2 separate regions of the Homo sapiens genome follow, and region 2 is linked to region 1. A link is a loop called in an ENCODE intact Hi-C map of the cell type or tissue named here. Cell type or tissue: heart right ventricle. All regions are shown on one strand. Links, peaks and the distances in the headings refer to the core of each region. The heading gives the core; the rest is flanking DNA. Region 1 overlaps LOC105377374 (a long non-coding RNA gene). Region 2 overlaps UGT8 (UDP glycosyltransferase 8).

Evidence for each region. Peaks named below come from ENCODE experiments on the same cell type or tissue, not always from the same donor. Only the 100,000 strongest peaks of a DNase experiment are listed, where the experiment ranks them.
Region 2: a loop joins it to region 1, with 5 times the contacts of the local background. A loop is called at or near these places in 22 of 110 quality-filtered maps.

The regions. Positions count from the first base shown.
Region 1 is chr4:113,397,161-113,409,393 of GRCh38, forward strand. LOC105377374 (a long non-coding RNA gene) reads right to left here. Exons shown (of 5, transcript NR_199847.1): 3 at 5,062-5,354. Among named protein-coding and RNA genes, the nearest start is that of MIR8082, 250 kb to the left of the region's middle. RefSeq lists an enhancer at 7,133-7,427. In heart right ventricle, for the core only: no CTCF peak of the experiment used is centred there; no DNase peak of the experiment used is centred there; H3K27ac peaks cover 648 bases.
Region 2 is chr4:114,678,217-114,690,449 of GRCh38, forward strand. It overlaps UGT8 (UDP glycosyltransferase 8), which reads left to right. Exons shown (of 6, transcript NM_001128174.3): 6 at 1-9. Among named protein-coding and RNA genes, the nearest start is that of MIR577, 28 kb to the left of the region's middle. In heart right ventricle, for the core only: no CTCF peak of the experiment used is centred there; no DNase peak of the experiment used is centred there.

The DNA of each region.
Region 1 (12,233 bases), core at 4,917-9,916:
TGAAATAACCTTCAGTAGAATTCGGTATTTCCCTGAAGTACATTCCATTTCTCTCTCCATTCATGCCAGGATTTTCAACTAACATTCCTGGACAGTGGGGAGAGCCTGGAGAAATGAGAAACTGCGTGAGCAAAACCAGGGAGGAGGGAGCACGTAAGGCACATTCAGGGAAGTCTTGCTGCTGGAGGAAGTTAGTTTTGGCGAATGATCTAGTTTTGGGTAAATCTGAAAGATTTTTTTTAAAACTTAAATTACGGAAATTCTTGAATGCCAAGCTGTGGAGTTTGGATGTTATGTGTTTGACCATGTACAACCACAGCAGAAATGTGCTCAGCAAAGCCCTGGGTGGAATGGATTTAAGGGGTTCAGATGGGAGGCACAGAAGCTTCAGTGTGGTCTAAGAAGAAGGCCCTGACCAACCCTGAAAAGAAAGTTAAAAGCCTGGTGCTGTTATTAAGATGAAACTTCTTGAAAATAAGATTATTGGAAAACAGAATGCTTTTTACCAAGGACAGGGTTTATTAATATAAGCTGTAACTGGTATTCAGAAATGTGTTTATACCTGGGCTTTACACACAGTTGAAATTTTTAAATGAGTGTTACTATATGTGAGGTGAATGTTATTTTGCAAAGGAGAAACGTTTTCAAAAAATGAAGTGGGCCGGGCACGGTGGTTCATGCCTGTCATCCCAGCACTTTGGGAGGCTGAGGTGGCAGGATCACGAGGTCAGGAGATCGAGACCATCCTGGGCAACATGGTGAAACCCCGTCTCTACTAAAAATACAAAAATTAGCTGGGCGTGGTGGCACGGCCTGTAGTCCCAGCTAACGGGGAGGCTGAGGTAGGAGAATCGCTTGAACCCAGGAGGCAGAAGTTGCAGTGGGCTGAGACTGTGCCACTATACTCCAGCCTGGCAACAGAGCAAGACTCCGTCTAAAAAAAAAAAAAAAAAATGAAGTGAGAGGGATTCGGAGGCATGGTGTCGCCTTCACTGCCATGTGAGTGTGTGTGTGTTTGTGTGTGTGTATAGAAGAGAGAGAGATTTGACCAGCACCCCTCACCCATCCTCTTCTCCTTCTCCCTCTGGCTCTCTGGACCCCTTGGGCTGGCTGCTGGCTCACCAACACTCTGTGTTGGGGCAGCCTCTCCTCGCCGTGTCTTCATATCCAGTCCTTCGCAGGCCAGCTCAGGACCAGTCACCCCGAGCTGCTTTTTCCACCTGACTCTTCTGCGTTCTTAACCTGTAAGTATCTGGAAGCTCAGGCCATACCAAAGTAGACCTGCCTCTTTTCTTTGCTCTGCCACCACAGGCCACTCGGGACTCCTCTGGCCTGAGTCAGGCTATCTCAATTTCCCAAATCCCAGCGGACACACGCCTATCTTTGCATGCGGCCTCCTCAAAGCTCCGCAGGCTTAGCTGGGGGCATGAAGGAGAAATTCACAGGACATCAGCAATCTCTGCAAAGTACTCCACACCACCAGGCCCAGCTCTACCCTTACCTTCCCCTTTTTACTAGATTCTTCCAATGTGACTGATGAGTTAGGGTTGTCAAACTGGTTTCACAGACTCTTAGCCTGTCCTGCAAGGGGAAATGGTTAAGCACCTAGAATTCTTAACCTTCAGGGCTCCACAAAAACTTCAGGCTCTCAGTCAACAGGAAAAGTATCATTTAGCATCTGATACACACCTCCACCACCACATACACATAACGCACATACACACACACACACCTACACATATATACACATACACACATCCTACACATACATACACACACCTACACATATATACACATACACCTACACATATGTACACATATACACACACCTACACATATATACACATACACCTACACATATGTACACGTATACACACACCGACACATATATACACATACACACACATTTACATATATATATACACACACACATCTACACATACACATATACACACATACATGCACACATCTACACCTATACATACACACACACCTACACATACACACACCCCCATGCATACACACACACATACACATACGCACAAACACATACACATATACATGTACATATACACGCACACCTATGCATACACACACCTACACATTATACACACATATGTCCCTACCTATACACATGTATACACACACATATCCCACACATACACGTACACATACACACAAATACACATATACATATACATGCCTGCATATACACACAAACACACACATATACATACACACACTGATGTATACACCTACAATGTACATATAAACACACGCATACACCTACACACACACACACACAAACACGAAAGAAAGGCTAGATGAACAGTAGTCATCTTTGAGCACAACAATTAGTTCTTAGACTTTATCTTTGTGTATTTCTGTATTTTCCAAGTTTTCTCCCTTGAAATTATATTACTTGTACAAGTAACAAAATAGTAAATATTTCAAAATATAAGAAAATATAAGCAAAATAAATTTATATAATACATCTGATATGGTTTGGCTGTGTCCCCACCCAAATCTCATCTTGGATTGTACTCCCATAATTCCCATGTGTCGTGGGAGAGACCCAGTGGGAGATAATTTGAATCATGGGGGCAGTTTCCCCCATACTGTTATCATGGTAGTGAATAAGTCTCACGAGATCTGATGGTTTTATCAGGGGTTTCTGCGTTTACATCTCTCTCATTTTCTCTTGCTGCCACCATGTAAGAAGTGCCTTTCACCTCCTGCCATGATTCTGAGGCCTCCCCAGCCATGTGGAACTGTAAGTCCAGTTAAACCTCTTTTTCTTCCCAGTCTCGCGTATGTCTTTATCAGCAGCGTGAAAACAGACTAATACAGTAAATTGGTACCAGTAGAGCGGGACATTGCTGAAAAGATACCCAAAAATGTGGAAGTGACTTTGGAACTGGGTATCAGGCAGAGGTTGGAACATTTGGAGGCTGGAGGGCTAAGAAGAAGATAGGAAAATGTGGGAAAATTTGGGACCTCCTAGAGACTTCTTGAACGGCTTTGACAAAAATGCTGATAGTGGTATCAACAATAAGGTCCAGGCTGAGGTGGTCTCAGATGGACATGAGGAACTTGATGGGAACTGGAGCAAAGGTGACTCTTGTTATGTTTTAGCAAAGATATTGGTGGCATTTTGCCCCTGCCCTAGAGATTTGTGGAACTTTGAACTTGAGAGAGATGATTTAGGGTATGTGGCAGAAGCAATTTCTAAGCAGCAAAGCATTCAAGAGGTGACTTGGGTGCTGCTAAAAGCATTCTGTTTTAAAGGAGAAACAGAGCATGAAAGTTCAGAAAATTTGCAGCCTGATGATGCCTTAGAAAAGAAAAACCAATTTTTTTGAGGAGAAATTGAAGCTGGCTGCAGAAATTTGCATAAGTAACAAGGAGCCAATTGTTAATCCCCAAGATGATGGAGAAAATGTCTCCAGGGCATGTCATAGATCTTCAGAGCAGCCTCTCCCATCACAGACCATGAAGCCTAGGAGGAAAAAATGCCTTTGTGGACCAGGTCCAGGGTCGTCATGCTGTATGCAGCCTAGGGACTTGGTGCTTTGCGTCCCAGCTGCTCTAGGCATTGCTAAAAGGGGCCAAGGTACAGCTCGGCCAATGGTTTCAGAGGGTGCAAGCCCCAAACCTTGGCAGTTTCCATGTGGTGTTGAGCCTGCGGGTGCACAGAAGTCAAGAATTGAGGTTTGGGAACCTACACCTAGATTTCAGAAGATGTATGGAAACGCCTGGATATCCAGGCAAAAGTTCACTGCAGGGGAGGCGCCCTCATGGAGAACCTCTGCTAGGGCAGTGTGGAAGGGAAATGTGGGGTCAGAGTCCCCACACGGGCTCCCTACTGGTGCACTGCCTAGTGAGCTGTGAGAAGAGGGCCACCATCTTCCAGACCCCAGAATGGTAGATCTACTGACAGCTTGCACCGTGCACCTGGAAAAGCCACAGATACTCAAGGCCAGCCTGTGAAAGCAGCCAGGAGTGGGGCTATACCCTGCAAAGCCACAGGGGCAGAACTGCCCAAGACTATGAAAACCTACCTCTTGCATCAGTGTGACCTGGATGTGAGACATGGAGTCAAAGGAGATCATTTTGGAGCTTTAGAACTTGACTGCCCCGCTGGATTTTGAATTTGCGTGGGTCCTGGAACCCGTTTGTTTTGGCCATTTTCTCCCATTTGGGATGGCTGTATTTACCCAATACCTGTACCCCCATTGTATCTAGGAAGTAACTAGATTGCTTTTGATTTTACAGATTCATAGGTAGAAGGGACTTGCCTTGTCTAAGATGAGACTTTGGACTGTGAACTTTTGGGTTAATGCTGAAATGAGTTAAGACCTTGGGGAACTTTGGGGGATTGGTTTTGAAATGTGAGGATATGAGATTTGGAGGGGCCAGGGGCAGAATGATATGGTTTGGCTCTGTGTCCCCACCCAAATCTCATCTTGAATTGTACTCCCATAATTCCCATGTGTTATGGGAAGGACCCAGTGGGAGATAATTTGAATCAAGGGGGCAGTTTATCTACCACTGTTCTCATGGTAGTGACTAAGTCGCACGAGATCTGATGGGTTTATCACGGGTTTCTACATTTGCATCTCTCTCATTTTCTCTTGGCACTGCTATGTTAGAAGTGCCTTTCACCTCCTGCCATGATTCCTAGGCCTCCTCAGCCATGTAGAACTATAAGTCCAATTAAACCTCTTTTTCTTCCCAGTCTCAGATATGGCTTTATCAGCAGCATGAAAACAGACTAATACAATATCTTGTGCTTTAGTCTAGTAAAACTTCTTAGAGAGAGACAACTTTCTCCCTAAATGACCCATTAGATCCATTTCTGTTTGTGAAACTTTATAGTTTTGTTCTTTATCTTGCAAAAATACTTACTAATTTGTACATTAAAATCAGTGAAATATGTATATATTTTAAATTAGCATATATTAAAAGGAGACCTTACAAATGTACTGATTTACATTTGGTTGAAGTTCAATTTGGGGCATTATATTGCATTAGAAATTGTTTTGGTTCTTAAATACTTACTTAGAAAATCTGATTGGCCGGGCATGGTGGCTCACGCCTGTAATCCCCACTCTTTGGGAGGCAGAAGGGGGCTGATCATCTGAGGTCAGGAGTTTGAGACCAGCCTCGCCAACATGGTGAAACCCTGTCTCTACTACAAATACAAAACTTAGCTGGGCGTAGTGGTGGGCGCCTGTAATCCCAGCTACTTGGGAGGCTGAGGCAGGAGATCCCTTGTACCCGAGAGGTGGAGGTTTCAGTGAGCCGAGATCATGCCACTGCACTCCAGCCTGGGCAACAGAGCAAGATTCCATCTGAAAAAAAAAAATCTGATTAATGCATAAATGTTTTTCTTTTCTTCCAGATAACTACAAAATAACCCCTGAATCATAGACATATCAACAAAATATGTGAATCACACATCAACAAAATCTCTTTCCTATTACAAGACTAGGGGTTCTCAATATTATCACAATTTTGATTTGATGTACCACAGTCTTCCACCTTGTCACTGCTTATGAAATTCACCCACTGGTGACCCTGAATTTGATCAACAACAAAAACTGAACAAATATATTAAAATGTATGTTGGAACTTTCACTTTCAAAAAACATTTTGAAAACAATTTTTATAAACCAAATCTGAACCTGAGTATATGTATAAGGATGTTAACATTCTTTCTTTTTTATATTTTTGTCTATTCCTGTGACAGATTACCAATGTGAATAGTCTTTCTTAATTATCTATTCTGGTTACCATGGGGTTTGAGAGTGATAATGGATCACATAACCTGTTCTATGAGTTCTGAACCAAATGGGAAAAAAGATTTAGGAGTAAGTATCAGCTTCATTTTAGTAAATAAAAATTGGATTAGGCATTGATTTGAAACAAAAATTGGGATCCCTACTCCTTCCCCACTTCTTTGTAGTGACTTTCCCACCCATGCCAAGAGCTCCTCTCTTTGGCAGTTTGAGGAATAAAAATATAAATACCATTCTTACTACCAAACACATTTGAAATCTTTCTTCCTGTTGCTAAAAATGAAGGTCTCTAGACAAAATGAGGCATTTGGTGTATCGCCTCTCTCAGTGCCCATGGTGGTTATTTCAATAGTGCTTTACTAAGGATTTATTTCCTTCTTTTAGATTAAATGAGTGGAATTAATGACCATCAAAATGAACAGAGTGCATGGTGAAGATTTTTAAAATAAGAATTCAGTTTCAGGAGGACAGCACAACAATGTTTGTTAGTCTTCCTGTTTGGCTTAGGAATGAATAAACAGATCATATGCCATCATCCCCTTCCCTATCGAAGGAAGATCTTGTAACTGAGCTATCCCAGAAACAACCTGAGTCCTGCAACAAATGGAAACTGATGAATAGAGGTCTTATTTGTTTCTGGCCCAGATTCCTCAATAATGGTCCAAGATTTTATGCAGAGAACAAAGATTTGTTGTTGATCCAGGGTTTTGTATTAGGAGCCAATGCGAATGAAAATCTAAGAGCTGAGTAGAGTTCAGTGGTCTCTCGTTGTTGGGGAAGAAGGATAGGAGAGAAGATGAGGAAGAAGGCATCTCTATTCTACCTCTCTGACATAGCTCATGTTCTCCTCCAGCCCCAGCTCCTGCAGTAAAGGAGGTCAGCTCAGCTCAGCTCAGATGAGGTCTGCCCATCTCCCAGAATATGGGCAACTCCAGATGTGTATGTGGAGGTAAAGTTCATTTCAAAGGAAAAATAATTCTATCTATGCCTCAGAAAATTCCTAATGCCCAGCGCATAGTGAGTGCTCAATAAATGCTGTTCTACTAAACTGAAATAGTTCCACTAACCTAAAATGAAATAGTTTAAATTAGAGTGAGCAGTAAATCCCAAATTAGTCCAAAAGATCAAAACTTATTTGAAAGCAGGTACAAATCTGAAAAGTATCCACCACCATCACTTTGTCCAGTAGGATCCAATGGCCATAGTGACCCAGAGCTTGATTACTAGATGTGAGCTCCACCTCACTCTGTGGGAAGCCCAGCTGTAAGCATCGGAGGTCTGTTAACCCCTGGAGGAGAAAGGACATCATGTACATTCGCCAGCACATGGTGGGTGCCCAGACCATACAGTGGAGTTCCCTGAAACATGCCCCAGAGAACAGCAATCACCCATGGGAGCTGTTTCCTCAGTTAGGAGGAGAGAGAAGCCAACCCATCCATCCAGGTAAACATGAGGAAGATGGAATTTGGCCTTATTAAGTCTGTCAACATTCATGCAAAGTTGTGAAACACACAAAGGTCACTCTCGCCCAGTCTTTCAGGGTCCTGGTCTCTTCTCTGTTTATGTATTCCTCGCTTTTCAAATGTCCTCTCCTTCCTGACTCATGCTGTAATCAGTTCTCAGTAAATCTCTGATTGAAGCATTTAAGAACAAATTACTAAGAAAGCATGATATTTTATATATCCCAGATAGGTATGTCTTTTATTGGGGATGAACAAAGAAAAAAAGCCTTAATTCAAAGGAGTATATTTTCAAAAGTGAAATTTCAGGCAGGGTGTTAGGATAGGCTAAACTGTCATCCAAGATTCAAACACAATGGAATTTTATTTCTCGTGCACCTAACAGTCCAGTGTGGATATTTGGGTTATTGGACGGATTTCCTTTATGTGGTCATTCAGAGCCCCTCTGGTGAGGCCTCTGGTTATATGCAGCCAGAAGTGGAGGGGAAGGAGAGTGTGGAGGCCCAGCTGCTGTCTTGAGAGCTCAGATTCAGGAGAAGCACTCCATCTGGGCTGATCGTTCACCGAGAGAACTTAGTCACATGGTCTCCTCCTTTGCCAGTTGCTGTTGTTTTATTCTGGAAGTAAAGGAATATGGATTTTGGCAGACAACCAACAGTCTCAGCCCAAATCAACAGCCCACAGTGTGGAGATTTGTTGCTTGGGAGGGGTGCAGACAAAGAGGAAGATGATCTTCTTCCTAATGTGCCTTCAACTGTGTCCTGTAGCTCCTCATCACCTCCACCTAAGCTGAAGCCCAGTGCTGCTGATGCAATGAACTCCCAGGAGTTTTCAAATTTACTAACATCATTTTAACTCTCTGTGGCTCAGCCTAGGTTTGTAACAGTAGAAAAGTACAATGTGGACCTGCATATCACTGGCCAGTAGATCTTCAAGAGCCAGCTCCTTCAGGCTCCAAGCAGACCCTGAACTCAAGGGTAAATCACCAACGTCCTGAGATGGGAAGGTGCAGCTTGATCCCACTCACTAACTCGAAGCCTTTGCTTTGCTGGGGATCATCCAGGCTACTGACTTCTCCTTTTCCCTGGTTTCTTCTCTTTTCCCAGACAAGTTGCACTGCTGATCATCAGCAGACAAGTTGCACTGTTGATCAGCACCTGAACCAGGTGGTGCCGAGAAGGAGACAGAGATGATGAAATAAACATCAGCTTGGTAATTACTTCTTAAGCCTGATGAAAATAGAGTTGACCGGTTGCAGCTGAAATGTAGTTAAGACTGTGGATAATCATCCTTTATCTCCTCCTGGTCTCATAAGCACTGATGCTTGAGAGGTGTCTGGAAGATTATGCAGTGCTCTAAATTTATCACATATTCATGTTAAGAAGAGTTTAATGCATTTTTCTGTGTATAATGTGTAACCAGAAATAATTGCAACAGTGAAGATTTATTGAAAGATTATGTGTCAGGTATGATCTTAAATGCTTTATGTACATGGTTTCATTAAATTCTCTCTACAACCCTGGGTGGTAGATACTTTTATTATCCCTGTTTCATAGTCAGGAAAATTGGGACATGAAGGGGCTTCCTGACTCACCAAGTGTGCATACCTACTCGGCAGCGAGGCAGTGCTCAGAGGCAGAGACCAGAAGTTGAACCTTTGCACTCTTCATCCTCCCTACTCCGGTAGCAAACTCTAAATGCTCATTTCTAAAGAAAATAGGGTGCACATGTTTTTCTTTTGAGAAAGTGAATTAATCTGTGAAGTTCTTCTTGCCTCCATAGGATTAGAATAGAATGAAGTATCTAGCCAGGAGTCAAGAATTCCATGCTATGTTGCTGACTCAGCCATTAAAGCAATTTTCCCTGGACGGTCTTCACCAAATGACTGGGAAATAAAATGTCATGGAATTGAGACCACCCATATACCCCCAGCCCACTATAAGGGGAGAAGAAAGCTAGCAGCAAATGAAAATGGAAGCAGAGGGAAGAAGCCATACCATCACCCTTGTTCCTCCATCTGGAGGCAGAATAGATGCTGCTCGTGCCATCGCTGTTGAATTAGTTTATGAAGGACACCTCCTGTGAGGTTAAATAGCAACTGTGGGCTGCCATCACATGTTGTACTAAATCCTCTTCTGCCCTTTCTGTTCTATAACTCAACAAATGGTAAACACTCCTCTAGTGAGTGCCAAAGAAGGGAGCAATAACTACCGAGCAGGCATCTCAGGTCACCTGGGGACACACCAATAGCTGTGCCTAATGATCAGATCAGAAAGCCCAATTAAACTCCAGAGAGTTCCTTTGAGCAATCACTGACAGGGCATTGACTTCTGTATGGCCTCAGCAATGCAGAGCACCTGGAAAAGGGCTCATTAGCTACAGGAAGCCTCTTTCACCGTTCGACTGCAGCTCCAACTCAGAAACATGAAACTCTTGGCAGGTAGCTCTGTCAGCAGCTCAGGGGAATCTTTCCTTTGGTTTCAGTTCATAATATTTGGCAACGTCTGCAGTCACCTGTGAAGAAGCTAAAAATCCACGGTAAGAGGCAGCCAACTCACCCGTTCATAATCGTTACAGGTATGCGTACTATTTATTTATTGTTGTCCTGTTCTAAGCATTGCAAAGCACTTTTGAGAATGTGTCTCTCGCTCAAACAGATTTTTTTTTGTGGTGTTTTTCCTCTTCAGAGATTGCCCTTTTGTATGTTTGGTTTCGTAATGCCCCCAAAATAATGTATCGCACTTATTGTCACTATTTGTTTTGGCACATTTGATGTGCCCTGCAGAGACGTTTTATGATATATTTTCCTAGATATATAAATTAATTCCATTCATAGTGAGTGACTACAGAGATGGCTGCAAAGCAAACTTTCAATCACACAAGTGTCTCTTTCCTTTATTTAGTAAGTCTTTATTTATGACCCACGATGTGCCTGGCACTCTTTTAGGTCCTGAAAATAGAGCAACAAAGAAGAGGCAGAGATGCCTCACCTTACAGGAAGGAGAAATCTTCATAAAAAATGAATAATATATATAACAACGAAGAGGATAAAGGTCCTATTGAGATGAACAAATCAGGGAAGTACAATAGGAACTAGAGCAGATGGGTGGGCTTGTAGTTTTGAACAGAAGTGAGCAGGGAAGGCCTCACCAAAGTGACTCTTAGCAAAGACCTGAAGGGGGCCAGGGAGACAGGCTTGCAGCCACCTGGCCAATGGCGAGGAGAGTGGCTGAGCAAAGAGAGGCCTGAGTGTGGGGATTTGCATCCAGGTGGATTCCTTTTGATCCTGGTGTTGTAAAGGGATACAGCTGTATAGTGACTGGCCATTCTTCTGACTAAAACCTATACAATTAACTAACTGGTTTGGGAGAATAAAATATTGTGAAGAACTCATTTGGCCTTAAATGGCCATGTTTGTACAAACAGATCTGACTGTTTTATTGTAAAAATTTGAATTCTGAGAAGATAGAATATATTTTATCAAAGAGCTGATTTAACTATGTTTCTTTTTGGAGCAATTATTTTTATGATAAGTAAAAGAAAAGTTTACTCATACAGAGAAAAATTCAAGAAGGTATGAGGCACTGATCAAATAAATTCAGGTAAAAGTCTTCCTTCGATGGCAAACAAATCTGACTTGATTTTCTAGCTTTTATCAGTTAAATACATCTAATAATTTTAAAGCATTTCATGTTGTAAGCCTGAAATGATCCACATCTCTGACTCTGCTATTATTAATCGAGAATATACCTCAACACTTTTGTGTGTATGTGAAAGCAAAAATTCTGGTCATCCCTTTCATATCTCAATAACCCCACTGGGAAATCCTTCGGTGCTTATGCAATCATTATACTCCTCTCAAATATGAGAAGCTGTAGGTGAGGGAAAGGGTAAGAAAGCAAGGATGCTGTAACCCTTTAGCAGGTTTTGCTCAATGATGACACTGCCAAAAGCCCAGAGAGAGTAGCTGAGCATCCCCCAAGCCTATCCTATGCATTCAGAGAGGGGACCCCACTCTGCTCTGGGCCCATAGTGGGCACATCACACTCTCAGATTCTCTGAATATCAGTACAGTTTCTGCATCAGCAAGCGTTTAGAAAACTTTTCAAAGTGGACATAATGATTAATTTAGTCTTCAGAGGTCAAAGTCTGGTTCTATTATTTTGAGTAAGTGACAGCACAAGGAAAGCCAAAGGAATGAGCCCCAGGAGTTCTGGCAATGCCTGGAAGGTTCCAGATTGGGCTCTGCACTCGGATCAGGACTGACCATGGAGGTGCTGCCTCTGCAGAAGCATCTGGTTGTTTAAAGCCACAGAGGCGAGGACCCTTCAAGCATTTTAAACCTCTCATTTTAACATTGCCGGGTTCCACCTCAGAATTTGTCTTCTTTTCATTTTCCTAGCTTTTAAAAGCACATTTGGCATTTTTTCTTGGTTTAGGACAATAATACTGAAATCTTTTTCTTTTTTCTTTTCTTTTTTTTTTTTTTTTTTTGAGATGGAGTCTCACTCTGCTGCCCAGGCTGGAGTGCAGTTGTGCAATCTCAGCTCACTGCAACCTCCGCCTCCCGGGTTCAAGCAATTCTCCTGCCTCAGCCTCCTGAGTAGCTGGGATTACAGGTGCCCACCACCATGCCCAGCTAATTTTTGTATTTTTAGAAGAGACAGGGTTTCACCATGTTGGTCAGGCTGGTCTTGAACCCCTGACCTCATGATCCACCCACCTCAGCCTCCCAAAGTGCTGGGATTACAGGCGTGAGCCACTGCGCCCGGCCAACACTGAAATCTTTGTTTGTGGAGACTTTAGGAATCTGTCAGGATTTTCAGAGTCTTCATGCTCTCCACTGGTTTTACATTTTTTCTTTGTTTTCATGTGTTTGTTTGCTTTTAATTCGAACTGCATTGTGTGGCTTGTCAGCTAAATGGGTTATCTCTATCTAGTGTGTTGTTCTTAATGATTCTCTGTGGCATAC
Region 2 (12,233 bases), core at 4,540-9,539, 1.3 Mb after region 1:
TAAAATAGAGAAGTGTTGTTGGAATAAAATTTTTATTCAGATTTTATTTCATAATATTATATATATTCATTTTAAACATGTTTCTAAGACAGGTCTCCCAACTTTTGTATGTATTTATGAGTGTGGAAACACGTGTTAAATGTGAGACTTTTTTTTTTATTGTTAAACAGAGGGAGTTACCTTACAAGGACATCGACATGGATCTTAAAATTCTGTTCCAGAATTCAGAATGTTAAGTGTAGGTATTTACTGATCATTGTTGTTTTTTTTTTTTTTCTAGTAAGATTATTGTTAGACAGTTTTGGTAAATAGGGTGATTTTTAAATTTTCCACACTTGGGCTAGATTCTATAATAAAGTTTTCAAGAAAGTATTTATTCATTTATTATTTAGAAAGAGTTTCTGCAACTATTAAAATATTCCCATAACTGGTTATCATCATGTCAAACACAAATGAGAATTAAGACATTTTTCCTCTAGAGTGGCAGCTTCTAATATCCCTCCACATACACATAGGGGCAGGATTTGGATGTCCAGGGTTGAAAAGAGCTAATGTTTGGGTTAAAGTAATAGTTTATGATTGAAGCTAGAGATTCTCTTCAAAACTCAGCTACTTACTCAGTCCCAAATGCTACTAAAACTGAACGACTCCACTTCAAAAATAAAAGGTTTATAAATGAAAGAACCAAAATAAGTTGAAGAAAAACCTCAAGGGATAATCCAACAATCTGTTTTACTGAAAGTATAATTCATATTTCATTCTAGCTTCTAAGTAATTCAACCAGCTTGTAAATATTAAATCACATTAAAGAATGGTTATTTGCAGTTGATATAATCAAAAACAGTCTGAAATAGAAAAATTTTACATTTCATATGATGAAGTTTGAGAATTATAGGAGTCCTATTATTGAAACTTCTCCAAAATATGCATTAAAGAGCTGCTTATCATGCTTCCAAGATGGTAACATTTTAGCCAGCTTTTGAAGACATGTATTTCATGTGAAGATACTATTGATATTTTTGACAGCAAAAACATTTTTCCAACAAATTTAATTAGAAGGGTCTTAGATGTCCACACAATTAAAGTATTCATATTGTCATTTTTCTACAAGTCCTGCAAAGTGTTAAAAATCCCCGATCACTTGGGTGTTTGGGTTGCTGAGTTGGGGTTAGCAGGGCAGGTAAGGAGTATTGGTACCAAGACTCCTAACTTTTAAAATATGGAAACCAAAGGCACACAATACTTTTATGACTCATATCTTCACTTTTGGGTAAGGCAGACATGATGTAAGAGAGAATTCATTTATATTGTATCCTGCAAGATTAGTGATCTTCCTTATTATACATAAAACCAGCAGATTATTTTCAATAGAGTAGTATATAATCCAAGTTCAGACTCTGAAAAATCAGAACTACTTGTAGAATTATGTTATTCAAATAAAACAATTATAATAATGTCCATCTACTCAAAGAAGTCCAACATCAACATTAATCTCAGGTAATATATTATCTCAGGTTTTTCATTTATTAACCAATAAAATCTGAAGTTCTTGCTGAATTTTATAGAATTGAAAGCATTTTATTTCTGTGTTAGTTTCTATCTATAATTAGTTTTACTTTTCAGTAACCCTATTTTGTGCAGTGATTATTCCATATTCCTGAGAGCAGAGGTGACCAGTTCCACTGTGTCAATTTAATATTTACTTACTTAATTAATTTATTTGGAGACAGAGGCTCGCTCAGTAGCCCAGGCTGGAGCGCAGTGGCACAATCCCAGCTCACTGCAACCTCCGCCTCCCGGGTTCAAGCAATTCTCCTGCCTCGGTCTCCCGAGTAGCTGGGATTACAGGCATGTGCTACCACGCCCAGCTAATTTTTGTATTTTTAGTAGAAAAAACAAATGCTAAAGACATATATTAAGTTGAACAAAAATATGTATTATTAATAGCATTTATATATATTTATATGTGTAGTTAGCATTTAAATTATCCTCGTAATTCTTTCGAAATTTGATTTTTAAAAAATTTAAAATGGTCTCTCAATTTTTTTAAAAGAATGACAGTATTATGAACTTTTTGAAGTCTTTTAAGAAACAAAAACTATCTTTTTTAAACTAAATAAAATTCAAAAGGACTAGTAAGTTTAGAAACTTGGTCAGATGTACCCTCTGTAACACTTCTTACTAAAATATTAGGAATAAATAGGATGAAATTGTTACAAAATAAAATCAAGTCACTGCTTTGAATGTATTCTTTCTTGTACTTCCATCTTCTTACTCTAAAATGGAAAACATTTTGAGATTTAGCAATTTAAACTACACTTATAGTATAAATAACATTTTTCTTACAACTGACAAATGACTTCTCATTTGCAATCTCAAAGATGAAGGCAAGAAAGAAATTTACTTTGGGTACCTCTGAATAAATTTTATGAATCCAAGAGAATGGATACACCAGTTGCACCATTTGAGAAAGTGCAATTAATTTCGAGTTTGAATATGCCATACTCCAGGTCCAGATTTCATACTACTGACATGACACAACCTTCCTTACCTGTTCTCTCCCATCTTCTTGCTTCCAAGCTTTCAGTTTCCTCTCTTGGGTTTTCTATTACCCTTAGGTATTTTCCAAGCTGCCCTATCCTTTTCAAGTTTATGGTGCATAGATTGTGCCTGTCTATCTAATGTGTATCTAATGATTTTTTTTTTTTTTTTTTTTTTTTTTTGAGACAGAGTCTCACTCTGTTACCCGGGCTGGAGGGCACAATCTCAGCTCACTGCAACCTCCTCCCTCCCAGGTTCAAGTGATTTTCCTGCCTCAGCCTCCTGAGTAGCTGGGACTACAGACATGCACCACCACGCCCAGCTAATTTTTGTATTTTTAGTAGAGATGGGGTTTCACCATGTTGGCCAGGCCCAGGCTCTTCTCAAATTCCTCACCTCCAGTGATCTACCTGCCTCAGCCTCCCAAAGTGCTGGGATTACCGCTGTGAACCACCATGCCCAGCCAGATGCCTTTGTTTTTTAACAACGTGGAAATAAAATAAATTCCAACACTGTAATTTACAAAGGCGAACTAAGAAAATATCTAGCTGTTTTTTTAAAAAAATGTTTGATCTGTACTAGATGAATGCCATTTAGGATGTAAGATCAAAAACAGTGGATGTGCATATGGTGCTTCTTATGGGTATTGGGAGGAGGGCTACCACTGAATGAGTTTGCACTCCCTCAGGGCACTGTGTGACGCTCTGGATATGGCACTGAATGAACTGTTTGGGGCATAGCTCAATGATCACTAAACTATCAAGCCACATACAATCTTCTTATCCCCAACTTGGTCAGCTAAAATTTTTAGACAACTACCTTGTACAGATAGAGACGTTGGTTTTCCCCTGTGGAAGCCTGTCTCAAACATTCATTCTTGGTGCTCCTAACAGGATCCTTTTGTACCAGAAAATGAGTACTGTCTCTGGTTCTGTAACATCACTCATATCTCTAATGTTAAAATGTGCTAGAACTGCAGCCACCTGTCTGCTAGAGCACGAGAAAAGCCCAAGACAGAGAGGTGGCAGGTACTCAAAAATGTATCTGAAGCTAGGATTGCAGCAGTAATTGTCTTTCCTGTAACAATGAACAGAAAGGTGTGGATAGCAAAGGCAAGGACGACCTGGGAAGGAAGCAGCAGTGAGTGGTTACAGATCAAACACTACCCAGAATTCCTCTCATACTTTTCAAAATGTATTTTTATTCCACCTGGTATATTTCAGTGATGTTCTGGGGAAGCTTATCTGAATTGGATAGGTGGGTCCCTCAACTATGCAATCTATGTTTTGGAATGGTCATCCATCTTTTTTAAAATTATTATTTCATCAGAGATAAGGTGGGAAGGAGCAAAAATCAAGCAAAGACCTTTAAAGGTCTTGAATGTAAGACATAAAGATGTCAGTGGAATTTGGCAAGTGCAAGACTTTGGCAATATCTAGGCATCTATAGGCATATGGGCCACATTATGTCATACATGTTCTATTGATGCAGATTTCAAGATAAATGGGTGTCCTACCTGAGAATGTGGCTATACCACTGGAAGTGTAGGTGGCATCAACTCACATGTTTGTGCATATCAAGACAGAAGGTGCAGAACATCTCTCTGCTGGCTATCATTTCTTATATCAGAGGTAAATGACAGAAATTTAAATATTTTTTTGTTCTCCAATCATAAATAAATTTAGCATTAGGTGACATGGAATTTTATTTTATAGTTGTGTGTTCTATTTATCTACCAGCTTTCAGATGCCAGGTCTAGTATGTTTGCTGTTCCTCACTGGTTAAGAAACTGCCCCTAGATATGTACAGTAAATCTGTTCAAATTACAACATATTCTGTGAAAACTAAATAGAAAAAAAGCAGATGGGGGAAATAGTACAATTTTAAAAGGTATTTTAGATTCCTTAAAATTTCATCCAATTTATGTTGCTTTAATTTCTTATTTCTGTTAAATGAGTAGTAGCCTTACATCACCACTTTATAATACTCAGGCTTTAAAGTTTAACAGTATTGGCTGGGCGTGGTGGCTCACGCCTGTAATCCCAGCACTTTGGGAGGCCGAGGCAGGCAGATCACAAGGTCAGGAGATCGAGACCATCCTGGCTAACATGGTGAAACCCCGTCTCTACTAAAAAAATACAAAAAGAAATTAGCTGGGCGTGGTCGCGGACACCTGTAGTCCCAGCTACTCGGGAGGCTGAGACAGGAGAATGGCGTGAACCCAGGAGGCAGAGTTTGCAGTGAGCCAAGATCGCACCACTGCACTCCAGCCTGGGCAACAGAGTAAGACTCCGTCTCAAAAAAAAAAAAAAGTTTAACAGTATTAAGAGTGTCATCCTAAAATCCTATTATCAAGTACAAAAGGAGACTAAATAATGTGCCTTTCCATAGCCTGCAAATAAATAACCCATTTATTCGTGCAATTAAGCAATGATTGTCAGTTTTTAAAACTCTAATTATCCTTGTGTATGGCTTGAGATGCCATGTTTATTGCTACTTTTCAGGTTTTTCTATAAACTTTTGTTTTGGATTTCAATTATAAACTAACAATTGAAAATGTGGGTTGCCTGTTAATTTTGGGCTGTAATGCAGAACATTGTTCAAGACTATTTGTCACTTGACCATTATTGATATTCCGGCCCTTGAATCCTCTTACCAGTCAGCCCAAATGCTCTTATTAGTTCCAAGTAGGAGTACATCTTGTTATTATCAGCATCAAATAGCTCCAGTTGTTCTTGTTGGGGTGTCTCTGCTCCTAGAGGGCTCTGGATTTCACTGTAAGTTAAATAACCATTTGCTTTGTTGTCAGCCCATAGAAAAAGACTTGAAGGTCTATGAAAATAAAAAAGTTTGGTATATTTCAACTCAAATTTTCAATGTTAACCCAAACATCTACACCTTTCAGAACAGCATTTTGTCCTCCTGGGGCTGGTCTTCTTTCCGGTCCTCAAACATACCTAGATCATTTTTTGCTTCCACCTTGGCTTTCATTGCACATCACTTTACCACTTCAGTTGCTCCTTTCCTTTCTTTCAACATCCAGTTTACCTCTTTTCTTCATTCTACTTGAACTATCTGATCATTTACTTTAATAATTTTTCTTCTGTGATCTGTATCCTCATGATGTTTTATATCTAATCTAGTGTTTTCGTTTTCTGTTTGCCTCATTCCTTAACATAAGCACTGTAATGGAATATTCTTCTTCACTGGTAGTCTAGTTTTTGATATATTCATTGGATCTTCTTTCTCTCCTAAAACTGTTTAAAAACTTCCATCTGGCTACATTTTAATGGCCTTTTTATCACAGTCTTTGCAGTTCCCTTGTTTACATTCATTTGCTACCTTCTGTCTAATATTTCTTAATATTACATCAAAAGATACCTACTTATTTGGCTAACAATTCTGAACATACTGATATCTCTTACACTCCTAAGTTAGTAAAATTTATTAGTTTATACAAAATCATATGTTTCTTCATTTGTAACACCACCAAATAATATTCCTTTGTCAGTATTCTTATTATTCTCTTGATCTCATTGCTTTAAGTACTGCCTTTATTAAAACACAAACAAACATTGTTTTCTGTTTCCGAAGTGCCAGGCTCTGTACGTAATACTGGAAATGCTGGGATGAAGAAGCCATAGTTTCTGACTTCCAGGGGACAAAACCAGCAAGTAAGCAGTTTCAATAAGCGAAGGAATATATATTGTAATATAGGTACAGACAATGTGCCATTGAAACAGAGGAAAGTGAGAGAAGTTTCCACCTGGGGATTGTTTCAGTTGAGTCAAAAAGAAAAAATAGAAGCTCACCAGGTAAAGAAATACATAGAGATAATTTTTGGAAGGCATGACCCTATGGTCAAAGGCATTGAGTTATGGAAGAGTGTGGTACATTGGGGAACTGCAGGTAGTTTGCTCTGATAGGAGTATACATGATGAACAGATGTGACCACTATGCTAAGCAAAAACAAACAAACCAACAAAAAACTTTTCTAACTGACCTCAGTCTTACTTACTTTTGGCTCTTTATTACTGTAACACAATCTGCTTTGCATTAACTATTCAGTAACTTTCCCCAAGATACCTGTTTATGTTCCTGAGTGTTCGATACCTGGCCATATGGCACAACTTTCAAAACAGCTGGTGTTAAGCTTCTTGTGTTACAGATGATTTGATGTAATGTAAAGGCTCTCTATTGAAGCTAAATTGTAGATAGACAAAAGGATAGCACTCAAGTTTACTTATGCTTGGCTTAGGAAATCTGCAAAACAGTTTTAGTGTGTACAGCTTCTTCTTAGCTAGTTTGCAGAAGAGAAATGATAATTTTTTCATCTTAAAATATGAAAAGGAATATGATCTGGTAATAAAAGAATCCAGCAATTGCAACAATTTATAAACCATTTTTTACTTAACATAGTAAATAAATATAAATGCCTAGGAGTACTGACTGACAGCGTGTTCAAGATAACAGTGACAGGCCGGGTGCAGTGGCTCACGCCTGTAATCCCAGCACTTTGGGAGGCCGAAGCGGGCTGATCACCTGAGGTTGGGAGTTTGAGTCCAGGCTGGCCAACATGGTGAAACCTCCGTCTCTACTAAAAATACAAAATTAGCTGGGCATGGTGGTGGATGCCTGTGATCCCAGCTACTTGGGAGGCTGAGACAGGAGAATCTCTTGAACCTGGGAGGCAGAGGTTGTGGTGAGCTGAGATCCCACCACTGCACTCCAGCCTGGGCAACAAAGTCAGACTCTATCTCAAAAAATAAAATAAAATAAAATAAACAGAAAAGAAAAAGAAATAACTGTGACAGAGTAAGTATAATATTATAATTATCTAGGCAGTCATGAATTAAATAGGTGTGCATGGGTTACTATATAATGTTGTCTCTGGTATAGAAAGAGAAATTACTACATTAAGGAGTTACTATACAAGAAATATAATAACCAAATGTCATATATTTTTTAGAGATTTTAACTCTAGCCATACACATTATTCAATTAGCACTTGCTTCTTCCTGCAATTTTTGGTTTTGCTTGAGTAGTTATTACTCTATTTTTATTAATCTCCATTTCACAAAAGTATGCATTCCAAATACCAAACCCACATCCCAGAATTATATCAAATGTGGTTTCTAAAGCTTCCCAAATGTTTGAAAGGAAAGGGATGGGTAAACCAAACTTTTGTATGGCTGAAGGAACTGAGAGCAATAATGAAGTGTGGTAAAATAAGTAATCATGACATTTGACTATTAATTTAATAGCTCTCTTTTCAGATTCATTATCTTTTCTCTACCAACAGGTAAATAACACAGACTGTAAAGTAATAGAATTAGGAAAAGTTTCAGGTTTGTGTGTGGAGCCCCTACAGATACAGTACCTTCTAACCCCTTTTACAAAGATTTGATTAGATTGTTCTAGCTCATTGAGTCTATTATATCCTAGGAGCTGGCAATAATCAATACTCCTCCTCCTTAGGGATGAAAGAAAATGATTTTTCTTCCTTGATCCTGATTCATTTTGGAGAGAAAGTGAGAAAAGGAGGCCAGGAAAGCAAACAACCTTGAATTTTCTTCCACTAGAGGCAGATGATGGTATAATCAAATAAATTAAAAACTGCAAACATAGATTTTTTTTTAATCCATATTCAAAAAATGTTTCCATATTAAGCCCAGAGCTACATTTATATGAGGATTAAAAAAATAGGATTTAACTGATAGGTAACACAAGATGAAGTGGGAGAATTTAGATTGGTTCCATGCCTCTACAATGAGAAGTCATTTAGATGTCAACTCTAAGAGAACATTTGTTACATCCCCTATTGCTTCTCCCTCTAGGATTTTTGCTGAAGTTCTTTTGTCCAAGAGGGAATCAAAAGCTCCTTCCCTTCAAATCATGTCAACCATTTTCTTCTAAAAACAAAAGTAAGAAATACAAACTACTGCACACAAATAATATTTAAATAAAAAATCAGAAAGTTATCACTGACTTATTTTATACTTGCTTTAGAGAACTTAAGCTAAATCATTTGCATAGGATGTTCTATGATGGGTGACTATTTCATGCTCAGGATGCCTGCTCTGTGGCCAACATTTATTGAAGGTCACACCTTAATATACTTTTCTGTTTAAGGAGGTTGGACTAGTGGCCTTGAAAGTCCTTCCAATACTGGGTGGGCCATCTGACAAATTAATATCAAGTTCCCACGGTTTTGTCCAAGCCCTTGACTTTTCCTTCCTTCCTCTTCAGTCAGCAACTCCATTCCAAACCTAGGTCTTTGCATCACCCAGGGTCTCCCCACTTCTGAAATACTCTGCTCTAAGATTTCCTCTCTGTTCTTAGCCTCTTAACATTCCAGTTCCCATTCCCACTACACTCTATTAATGTTCAGCTCATAACTGCTCCTTTTTTTTTCCCTGTCAATCTAAAAGATTCCTCCTGGTTACATTTTATTTGATAATCTCTCTGGGCCTTTGATCTCTAACTTAAGCAGTTCTATTGTCTACACCCACAAAACTTGACTCTACTTTCCTGCTACACTCAATGAAGCAAAAGTCCAATCCTGGATAACCACCTGTGTTCTCCACTCCTGTACCTGGACTCATCAGAAATTTTACCGAAATCAAATAGCCACGTGGATTGGTGCTACTAAAATTGAAATCCCACAGGTCAAGGTCCTCATCTTAGTTGAACTGTCAATGATACCTGCACACCATTTTATATGTTCCATTTTGGCTCCCTCTCTTATTGTCCGTAGCTATTTCAAACCTTCACCATTTTCCCCTCAGTTTTTTTGTTTTTTTTAGTTTGCCAATTTACCTCCATTGGTTTCAGCAGATTATCTTTTTTTACTTACTGAAAGAAATAATTCCCAAAGATGTTTCTTCATCTTGCTGCCACTTCTCCTAACTTATTTGTATCCATACCTCTATTTTTCTTATTTTCTATAGTTTCAGTGAAAAATAATAATATAGCAAAAAATTAACAACACACATTCTCTTCTAGTGCCTAAATCTAATCTCATTTTTCAGATTCTACTCTGTAGTTCTTTATCAAGCTATCCAAGTGAAAATATCTAGGAGGCATTTTGATATACAAATCTGGAACTCAAGAAAGAAAGCCTGGTTGGAGATTCATGTTTGAAATTCAGCAGCAAATAAAGATGAATTAAAACTGTGGCAGAAGAACAGTGGCTGGCACATATACTCAATAATATCAGTCTATTCTTGTCCCTGTTTCCCTAATCTCATCCTCTTCCTCATTTCCTTTCTTAAATAGTGACACCAGAATTAATACCACCACTCAAGCCAGTAAATCCTTGTGTCACCTTAGATGCCTTCCACACCCACCATCTTCGACTAGTAGCGAAGTCTTGTTAGTTTACCTCCCTGATATCTTTTGAGTATCTTCTCTGTTGCTGTTGCCTTCACGCAGCTGGTTAGCATGTTTTCCTGGCTTATTGCCACTGTTCCCTAATGGTTTGCTCTGCTTCCAGGCTGTCTTTCTTGCAACCTATTTTCCTTCCACTTACTGAATTATCTGTGTACACATGCAAATGTGGTCATTCTATTTATAATTACTCAAGGTCTTCAAGTAGTTCCCTAGTCACAGTAAGATAAAACCTAGGCTGACACATAACACCCTTCATTATTTGGTGCTTAATTGCATCTCCAAACTCATTTCTTTTTACTTTCTACACTTCCTACCTGCTCGATATAGTCATTTGCAATTTCTCATATGTATTATGCTATTTTTAATAAACATAAGCTTTAGTATCTCTGTTTCCTTCTTGAGTTCCCACTACCTGCCATCTTTTTCCTCACCTCTTCCCACTTCTGTCGTCACCCTTTCCTTGACCAAATGTTTCCTCTTCAAATCATAACCCTAATATTATCTTTTAGAGAAAGACTTCTCAGTCTGAGTTATGCTCCCTGCTCCCAAGTTTTCTTCTGGTTTTCTATGCTCATGGCTCGTTGTTATAATTGCTCACACGTTAGTTTCTCCACTAACCATGAAGAAACCATGTCAGTGACTTTTTAATTTTAATTCCCAGCACCTAGTAGAGACCTCAGATATGGGAAGCCCACATAAAATGTTTGCTGAATGAACAAAAGAAGCATTTTGATTCATTATTTATCCTACTGCTTCTATATCTGTGTATGTTAGGATTTAGGATGAGAATTTATGGTAGAAATAAAGCTAAATTTATGTAAGATGAGACAAAATATATTTAACTGTTAACTCTTGGCCACTCTGACCCAAATAAGAGCCCCTTGCTAGCTTTCTCTGAGTACTAAGCATATGCATGTATTTCCCCCCTCCCCTTCTGGGCTTTAAATTCTTCCACATCAGGAACCACATCTGTCAGGCTCAGTGACCTATCCTTAGTGTCTGGCACAGGATATTTTCAATAGAGGCTGTGAGATTTACTAAATAATTGATTCTCCTCTGGAGAATGTCTAGTGGAATAGTTGTTCTCGATCCTTCGTAGATAAACTTATTTCTGAATCTTTGTCAAGTAGTTGCCTTTCTTGTTGCCCTTATAAATTAAAGCATAAATTCACTGATTTTATATGATATATATAACCTATGTGCTAAAATATATGGGATATGAATTAGAGTTCAACAAGGATGTTATTTTTAAAAACCAAACCAGAAACACATACAAACATGTTATTTTAACGCAGTGGAGAAAGCTCAAAATAATAACCTGTATCCCTGTCAAAAGCAGGCAACATACAGTCATTATATAATAATAGTATTTGATAATATTTAAAGGATAAATATTATTTAGAATAAGGCAAGTCATGTGGAAACACTACTTCATACTTATTAAATCATTTTCAGATGATATGCTTGGACATTCCGCTTTGTTACTAAATCGTGAAATTTACCTGTAAGATTCTTTATGAATGAAACAATTATCTTGGATTTCTCTTTCAATATTGCAGAATCTATGTCTTTAGTATCTTATGATGCTGGTTCTGGAAGAGCTTTTATAAAGAAAACAACACGATCAGTAACCCTGGTCCAAGAGATGTGAGAAAATGAATAGTCACATTTTTGGTATAGTATATCCATGCAAACAATTGTAGGTCTACATTATCACTTTATAATCATCTCACCAAGTAATCTGGAACAGAATGTTTAATTCCATGCTCTTTTTGTCGTAAACACAATTAAAAACCTACCTATTTTCACATGTTAATGTTTCATTTTCTTCTCTCTTCTTGCTTAGTGCTTGTCTGTGTATGTTATTTAGACTTCTCAGCAGGATAATACACTTATTTGTTCATTCAGAGAAACATGTACTGAGCACCCACTCTGTGCTAGGCACAGGACTATGTGTTGTGGGAGACCAAGCTGAAAAAGACATGGTCTTTGGCACAAAGACCCTACTGTCTAATGGTAAGTTTGAAAACAAGAGGTTTTTGAAGGTGTGATGTGTGGGAAATGCCCAGGCTGAGATTTCTAGTACAATTAATATTCTCAAAGGTAGTTTCATCCAATTCTCTGATAAAAGAGCCATGGTAACAATGAAAAACATAAAAATAATTACCTTAAGTACTCAAGAAATCAAGCAACAGGTAATCATTTGAGAAGCCTAAGATAAATTTTGACTAAATATAAAATACCGTGTGGCATGAACGAAAGAGTCCTATTAGGCCAGAAGAAAGGAAGACCCCTGGAGT